2 separate regions of the Mus musculus genome follow, and region 1 is linked to region 2. Evidence: chromatin loops called from intact Hi-C (ENCODE). Cell type or tissue: heart. All regions are shown on one strand. Each heading gives the region's core, and the rest is flanking DNA. Links, peaks and the distances in the headings are about the cores only. Region 1 holds the start of Ifna7 (interferon alpha 7). Region 2 has its middle 3.3 kb from the start of Ifna2.

The links. Hi-C counts contacts between places; a loop is a spot of excess contacts. Peaks named below come from ENCODE experiments on the same cell type or tissue, not always from the same donor. Only the 100,000 strongest peaks of a DNase experiment are listed, where the experiment ranks them.
Region 1: a loop joins it to region 2, with 9 times the contacts of the local background. A loop is called at or near these places in 11 of 42 quality-filtered maps.

The regions. Positions count from the first base shown.
Region 1 is chr4:88,815,320-88,819,733 of GRCm38, reverse strand. Ifna7 (interferon alpha 7) reads right to left here and starts at 3,509. Exons shown (of 1, transcript NM_008334.3): 1 at 2,934-3,509. The coding sequence starts at 3,506. The coding sequence ends at 2,934. In heart, for the core only: no CTCF peak of the experiment used is centred there; no DNase peak of the experiment used is centred there.
Region 2 is chr4:88,678,232-88,682,645 of GRCm38, reverse strand. No RefSeq gene overlaps it. Among named protein-coding and RNA genes, the nearest start is that of Ifna2, 3.3 kb to the left of the region's middle. In heart, for the core only: a CTCF peak has its summit at 2,067 (motif pointing left); no DNase peak of the experiment used is centred there.

The DNA.
Region 1 (4,414 bases), core at 124-4,123, 140 kb before region 2:
TGCTTTCTCTTTCATTGCTGCCCTCAGAAAGCTACTCTACAGGGTTTCACTTTAAATTAGACTTAAATGGTCATTAACCACTACTCCACAGATATAGAGTCTCTGTGAGAAATTTACACATCTATGGCAAACACAAAATTTCCTCTATGATTGTATTTAAGTTAGTGTAATTCATTTTACAATTATTTTTTATTTTATTTATACCATTTACATAAATATTTGTGTCAAAAAGTAAAGTATAATGCAAAATGTTTCTAAGGTAGAAGTATTGTTGTGGTCTGGACGTGATGCTTCACAGTTTAATCTCAGAAGAGGCAGATGGGTGTCTGAGTTCAAGGCCAGCCTAGTCTACAGAGCAAGTTCCAGGACTATGAGGACCTCACAGAGAAAACCCTGTGTCTATAAAAATCATACTGATGTAATGATTCAAAATTTTCAATTTTTAGAGGCTAAAAATTAAGGTTTTTTTTAATATTACCTTCACTAACTCTAATATTAATTTTCATAAAAGGTTAGTTATGCCATCACTGTATATTAGCTATTTATCCTATGATTGTCATGGCATCCTGGGGGCTATGTATGCAAAAATCCTTATGTTCAAGCTTGATAAGCTGTGTTTGATTTCTGGAACACAGGGATGCAGTAGTCAACCAAGACCTGTACGGTGGCCTCTGGCCGCCACATCCATAACTAGGCAAGCTTGTGCCTTCGTACACACGTTCTGTGTGCCACTCTGTCTCAGCATGTGTCTGCCTCTTGTTCTCTTGTTCTCTCGTTCCTCTCTCTCTCTCTCTCTCTCTCTCTCACACACACACACGTCACACATTTACACACACTCATTCATCATGCACATGCATACAGACAGACACACTCTTATATAAAGATGCACAGAAATGTACAAACACATTCACACAATACACACATACCCAAACCCACACACACACATACTCACAGAGATAAGCATCCTCACCCACAAATGCACACACACTCATAAAGAGACACACAAATAGACATTCTCACATGTATATGCACACACAGACATACATACAAATATGCACACATATACAAACACACACATACATCCATACATATACTCCCAGACTCACACATACATACATTCCCATAATACTTATACACATATAAAAACTCCCCATTCATTCACACATATTCTCTCATATAAGACAGTTTTCAAGATATGAACACACACTAGACAAACATTTAAACACACATAGACACATGTACAGATTTCCCCATAAACATATGCCATCATTCAAACAAACACTCACACAGACACATACACACTTGCAAAAATTCCCACACATTCTCACAAACTCTCACAAACCTTTGAATACACACAGTCACATTCTACTATAACACAACACACACAGAAACTTATGTACATATTCATGTACAGACATACACATGTATACACTTATACAAACTCGCATGCATACATACCCAAATATATACAAACAAACAAGCACACACACATATACAGGCACACATGCAGTTAAACATAAACAGAGTGACAATCAGACACATGTACACACATGCACATATATTTACACAGATAAACACATGCACACACACACATTCACACAGACAGACATTCACACACATACACAAAAGTAATAAGATATTTAAAATCTCAAAACTTACATTTTATTTATTTTGTCTCATAACCTTAGACCATTAACACCATGGATTTCGGAATCCATTACATAGTTGGAAGACTGTGTGTCTCATTATTGCCTAGGAATTGTTAGACTGTGTAATAGTGATAGGACAGACATATCAAAAGCAAGAATCAATACGGGGATGAAGTCTTTCAGGGCCTTGCCTCTCAGAGCTCACTCATCATAAAACATACACAAAAAAACAAAAACAAAACAAAACAAAACAGTGGGCCATCTCCAGGAAAGTCATCCACTAGCATTCACTTATCCTCCATAGATCCTGACAGAGTCTGATCCCAGGATGGTGCTTCTTCTGGAACTCTGTGTGACTTATTCAGTAGGTATCAATTTTACTAGCACTCTGCTCTACAGAGAATATCATCCTCAGCCCTCCATCTTGTATGTAACTCCATTGTTCCTATCTCCACGAGAGTGCAGTAACGAGCATGGCTTCAGAACTCATCCTGGAAGTCACTTCCCCTTGGTTTAAGCTTCATAAATAATACAGGACTACTGCTTTTAGCTGTAGAGTTCATGTGAAGGACTTGTGTTTTCAATTCAACACACATTTAGTTCCCAACAGTACATGAGAATAGAATAATAGTTACCCAAGTGAGGGAGGTAAGAGGCTTGTAAGTCTGGGGATGAGTTGGTCAAGAGACCAAGTCACAATTCGACAGAAGAAAGATATTGTGCCTTCTTTCTTCACACTGTTCTGGGTGCATATGCAGAAGATAACTGTGCACTGGGGAAATGTAAATATTTTACCATCAATGAATGAGAAGTTTCAGATGTGTACATCTACTCATGTATACACTAAGCATTAATACATTCATTCACAATACTTTTCACCATGGCCTTGTATCTAATTTTTATACTGCAAAGTATTAGTATAAAACATTGATAATATTGAAAAGATGTAAAGAATGAAAAAGGCAAAGCAGATTTGTTTAGGAATAATTTATAGAACATAGAAAACTCATAGGGTATATATGTGTTACACTGAAGAAAATATAAATATGTATCAAATTAAAATAGAAAATTAGTTATATTAAATAAATACATAAATAAATAAATCTGAATGGATGGAGAACAAATGCCTTTACAGATTTACAGGGCATTGCTAATTACTGCAGAAGCATCTAGGCAACTCGCTTCAATTAATGCAAAATTGTATGATATTTTTGAGATGGTAGAATCTGGACAGAGAGGTCCAGTGTCCTAATCCTGGAGATCCTCTCTACTTTGTCTCAGGACTCACTCCTTCTTCTCACTCAATCTTGCCAGCAACTTGGCTGAGGAAGACAGGGCTCTCCAGACTTCTGCTCTGACCACCTCCCAGGCACAGGGGCTGTGTTTCTTCTCTCTCAGGAACACAGTGATGCTGTGGAAGTATGTCCTCACAGCCAGCAGGGCATCTTCCTGGGTCAGAGGAGGTTCCTGCACCCCCACCTGCTGCATCAGACAGCCTTGCAGGTCATTGAGCTGCTGGTGGAGGTCATTGCAGAATGAGTCTAGGAGGGATCCATCCCAAGCAGCAGATGAGTCCTTTGATGTGAAGATGTTCAGGATCTGCTGGGTCAGCTCATGCAGAACACAGAGGGCTTGAGCCTCCTGGATCTGCTGGGCATCCACCTTCTCCTGGGGGAATCTAAAGTCCTTTCTGTCCTTCAGGCAGGAGAGAGGGGAGAGTCTCCTCATTTTTACCAGGAGGGTTAAGGCTCTCTTGTTCCTGAGGTTATGAGTCTGAGGAAGGTCATATCCTAGAGAGCAGGTTGGCCAGTAGCTCAACACCACCAGGACCATCAGGAAAGCACAGAGCCTAGCCATGGTGAATGTTGCCAATGCTGCTGGTCTTCTGGGCTGTTTGGTCCTGATCCTTCCCCTCTAGGTTCTCTGAAGACCATCCTGGGTGAATGTGTCTTAAATAGGAGAAAAACACTAGTTTCTTTTCTTTTCTTTTTTTTTTTTTTTTTTGGAATGTCTTCCCCTCTCATTCCAATTCTTTTTATGCTTTCTTTAACTCATTTTCGTTTTGTGTCTGGGCATTTTTTTTATCAATCATTTTCGTTTTTATTATTGTGTCAACTTTCTCTGCTCTTCTCAACAAAGCCACGGACTGAATTTTCATTAAATTTCACTATATGTGTGTGTGTATCATGTATGTAAAATCTAATCTAATATAAAGAATGAAAAGAATTTCACCCAAAATATGTTCTTAATGGCTGTTGAATGGCTCAGTCATCAGTATTCTTTTTTTTTTTTTTTTTTTTTTTTATTTTTTTTTTAAGTCATCAGTATTCTTACAGCACACACATGAGTATCTCATTGGTTTCCCAGCACTCATGTAGATTCCAGTAGAGAATTACATATAACTAATCCTGAAGCTTGGGAAGGGAAACAGACGGGACCCTAGAAATCAATGCCATCTCATCTAAGTAGGAGTTGGAGTTTCTTCCATGTAACCAAAGACAGTGAGCAGGCAGAAGAAAGATTTCAAATCTTTTCTCCATCACTTTTCTTCCTTTTTATAGGGAAGGGTTCATCTGTGTGTTTTCTCTGTGGCTTCAAAGCACAAGGTTCAAATACTGAATTTGAAATCAGATTTTACTTTTTCCACTAAACCTCAGATATACCGAATATAAACGGAAAGTCTCATTTCCAGTGAAAATAATCAGTATGGTAGAAAGTCAAAGTGCATATGAAACACTTTTAGGAACAATTATTTAACCTGTCCC
Region 2 (4,414 bases), core at 276-4,275:
TTCCTTGTTCCACTTTGACCAAATATTCCCTGGATCAATTCAGCATCTGATTTCCCGGATGTCAAGCCAATCATCCACTCTTATCATTAATGAGTTTCATTGTTTTGGGTTCTAAATATGAGTGAGATCATGTAAAGTAATGGAGAAGAGATCAAGAAAAATGAGTAGCCTGCCGATATAGCAGAGAAAAGCAAGACAAGAAGAACCTGGGAATAAACCCCACTCATAATAGCCTCATAAGCCAGCCCTGGGAAGAATTCCCACCAGAAAAGTGAAATGACTCTAAAATTACCCTTTGAAACACCACTCTTCCTTCTCTGTTTCCTGGACCTTGCTTCATCCCATTTTCTACTTCTTGGTCTGTTACTGTTCTTCACTCTCCTCCTCCTCTTCCTCCTCTTCCTGCTTCTCCTCCTCACCATCATCATTCTTATCCTGCTACTTTTGCTTCATCTTCTTTGAGCAGGGTACAGCACCATCTCCTGGAGCATGGGTAGCCGCTCTCAGAGCCCCTTCCTGAGGATACCTGAATCTCGTTCTCCCAACACTCATCAGTTGACATAGTTCCTCAACTGGAGGTGGAATTGCCTCTATTTTCCAAGCTGATGTTTTGTCTGGCTTGGTCTTGTTCATTCAGTCGTAGCCACTCTCAGTTCACATGAATAACTACCCTGTTGTGTCTAAGAACATAGCTTTGCTGCTGTCATCCACTGCCTCTTGCTCTTCCAATTCTTCTACTCCCTCTTCTTCAGTGATCCTTGAAGCCAAGAAGTCAGCCCTTCATTTTCTGTCAGTGACCAGTTGTGAGTCTCTCTGTTCACTAGCTTGGATCTGTGGTAAGTGTTGGTCTGCACAGGAACCCTCTCTATAATGTAACTCTAATTTCAAATCAGGTATTGTGACAGTTTGAACACAGCACTGCTTTCATTCTTTGTTACCTTCATGGCTCCAATGTATTTTAAACATGACACTTCTGAGATTAATTTTACTGAAAGTGTTATGTGGATTGCATTTATCACCAGAAAGCTTAGTCACTTTCATCACATTATCTTACTAATGGCCACAAAGCTTGCCCTTATCGTCTTAGTACCTAACATAAGCTACTACTTTGTCTTTTAGATGACACATCAGTTCCTTTTTCAGCTTTCATTTCCATCGACATCATATTTTTGGCTCAGTGCCACAAACCAGCATCAAGGTTTTCTTTCTAGGAGTGTAGAGAACAGAATTGGAGACATCGAACATGAAACCAACACCTCAGGAAAGAAGAAAGTGTAAATGGGAAAGTACAGACAGTTGAGGGACTAAAAACCCTTGCTGTCTGTCACAAGCAACTGAACATCTATGCCATTAGACACAATGGGCATGGAAGAATAATCACTGAATTCAATATTCAATAAGAATTGATGGCTAGCACCAATTATATGGGCTTCAATGTGTTAGATTGAAATTAAAATGGAATTACAGATATATGCATATATCATATACGATGTCTTGTATATATGATGCATATACCACTAATTTTATACATGTATATATATGTACATATGTGTGCAGACACAGCTTTCTCTCTGATAGACTCCCAGTACCGCCCTGCTGTCCCAGACCCCATCTTTCAGTGTCACTGTCCTTGTCTCCCCCTCCCTGATGCAGAAAGCCCCATCGTGTGCTCCTCATTCTCTCCGCATTTCCCAGCTCTGCTCACTGTACAGCTGCTGTCTATTACATCTTGATTCCTGACTGGAGGTTTTTTTTTCTTTCTGAAAACACATGACCACAGTCGAAACCAGAATGAACGAGTTCATGGCTTCAGTGAAATCCTCATGTATAAGAATTTCCTCTTAATTTTAGACCTTAGACAATGATATTCTAGACACTTAATGCTTTCTGTTTCAACAAAAAGGAAGAAAAACAAAAAACGCAAAGAAAGAAAAAGAAAGGAAAGAAGGAAGGAAGAAAGAGGAAGGGTGAAAGGAAGGAAAAAAGAAGAAAGGAAGAAAAGAGAGAAAGGAAAAGGAAACCGAATATTCAATTATGAGACAGTTTTAGAGAAGAAGTGCTCCACCTACTGGCTTGGGCTGCAAAGAACAAACCTAATCCAACTCTGGCAAGTTCTTTACAGAGTTCCCTGGCAGAGTTTCCTACACACTAAAACACACTTTTCCCCAGGTGAACGACTTCAGGAAGAGTTCGTTCCCTTCAAATTCATCTTCGGAAGGGAAACCTTCTCGGTTCCCCAGGCCGTGTCTTTTGAATAATGCACAGATAAGTATGTATCGAAAGGTCTTTTGTGCCCTTTACCTCTAGCCTCCTATAACAAAGTGATCTCAAGAATGAGGAGTCTGTGTGCAGTCAAGTAGTAGGGATTCGCAGACAAACTCACACCCTTTTGATCAGTAGGAAAAGCATTGTGAAACTGAGACAACCAACCACAGGGCAGGAATTCTGTAAGATGGCATGTGAACCCATGGAAGAAACTCTTCACCTGCAGCTCTGCCTGCTGAGGCCAGCAGGGTGAGTTCAGTCAATGCACTGATTTATGATGTCTTTGATCTGTGACCTCAGTAGTTCAGGTAACCTACTCCACAATGTCACATGCACATAGTGCAATGTGAATCTGTGACCAGGCCGTGGTCACTCTAAATTGAAGCAGAATAGTTAGTTCATATGTCTATTGGGGCAAAGTCTGTGATTTACAGACACATGGCTCAGCATATCAGGGACTCTTGACCCTCAGAGTTTTTGAGTTTTGAAGGACACTGGAACAGATGAATGAAATGTGTATCTGTGTGTAGGACTACCAAGGATATGCTAGAACTTCATCAACTCCTCTTAAGACTAATCTGTCAATTAAAACAATTCATCCTTGAGTTTTTTTCCCCCCTGACTCTGTGGTCAGGAGATAAATGTTTCTGTCTCTTTGGGTGATGAGCATGCTTATATGAGTGTTGTCATGTCTGATTCTTCAGTGGGAGCAGAGACATAGTTTAAAACATTATATGTAATAGGGACACATAGTGGTGATCAGTGTATTTGCAGAAAATCAAGTGATATCAAGGTGAGCTGCAGATCTGGTAATTGAAGCACACTGTGTTGGGGATTGTAATTATTGGATAAATGACTGTTGCTGTGACTTCTAAACATGTTTCAGACATGAATACCTGTATTGTTATTTGTTTGTTATTTTATGTAACTTTCATCATGCTCATATCATAAAAATGTTATGAAATAGCTCCACATATAAACCTGCTCAGAAAATATGTGATGTTGTATTGACTTTTACCTCATCTTTATTAATTTAATACCTCATCTTTAATAAATAAACTGTAGGAATAAAGACAGAGAAATTGAAGGACTGAGACAGGAGAATGCAGTAGGTGAGAAACTACTGGACTATAACATTCCTGCTCCCATAAGCAGACTTGATTCAATGCACACTCAGTTCATACAAAAAGGACCTTAGAATCGATGAGCATCACACAGCATGAAGACACATCTGTCTACAGTAACACGGTGTACGCTGGAGACTGCCAAGTTTGTCAAGTTTCAGGATTGAGAGTGTGAACATGGCCATATCCAGGTCTCTGTGTCTGCTATTGCTGAGCTGCAGTGACCAGTACCCACTGATGTAGAGCAGGACAGAGAAACATCTTAACTAAAGGAGGAAGTCCACCCAATGATCTGGCCAACATCCCAGCTAGATCAGTGAGCTTCAAGACCAGTGTGAGGCACTGTGAGGAAGGCATCAGGAAGAGAGCAATAGAGCATACCTGACACCCATCTCTGTCTTCCATACACACATGCACATGCACAGGTCAGCAGAGCTAAAACTCTTTGCACTTGCCGATATGGTGAAACCTATTCACCATATTCTCCTTTATCAGATTATGTGTATCAAGTTATACATCAAGGTCCTTGATGCTATGCAGTTCAGCATTTTACAGGATAATATGAATCTATTAATTATTCTTTTAGAGGCAAGCATCTAATTAGATCACCACCACTCATTGAAGATGGTCTCCTATTTTCTGTGTGTACATTTGTATTCTTACTTAAAAATGAAATTTCAGTAAGTGTAAAGAATTATGGCTGGGTCTTCTATTGGATTTCATAGATCAATCATGTGTTTATATTCCCAAATTAAGGTCTTTTCATCATTGTATGTCTGTAATACATTTTGAGTTCAAGGCTGGTGACACCTGTACCACTTCTTTTATTTTTCAGTATTGCTGTAGACCTTGTGCTCACTTTATGTATAATAAATAGTTAATTTTAATTAACTGCAACATATAGTTGTTACATGTCTTAGATTGTAAAATCCCTATTGTATACACATGCTGTGTGTTCACATTTGCATGTGCATACAGTGGTGCCAGATGTCAATCAATGTCAGGTTTTCCTTCATTTTCTGTGA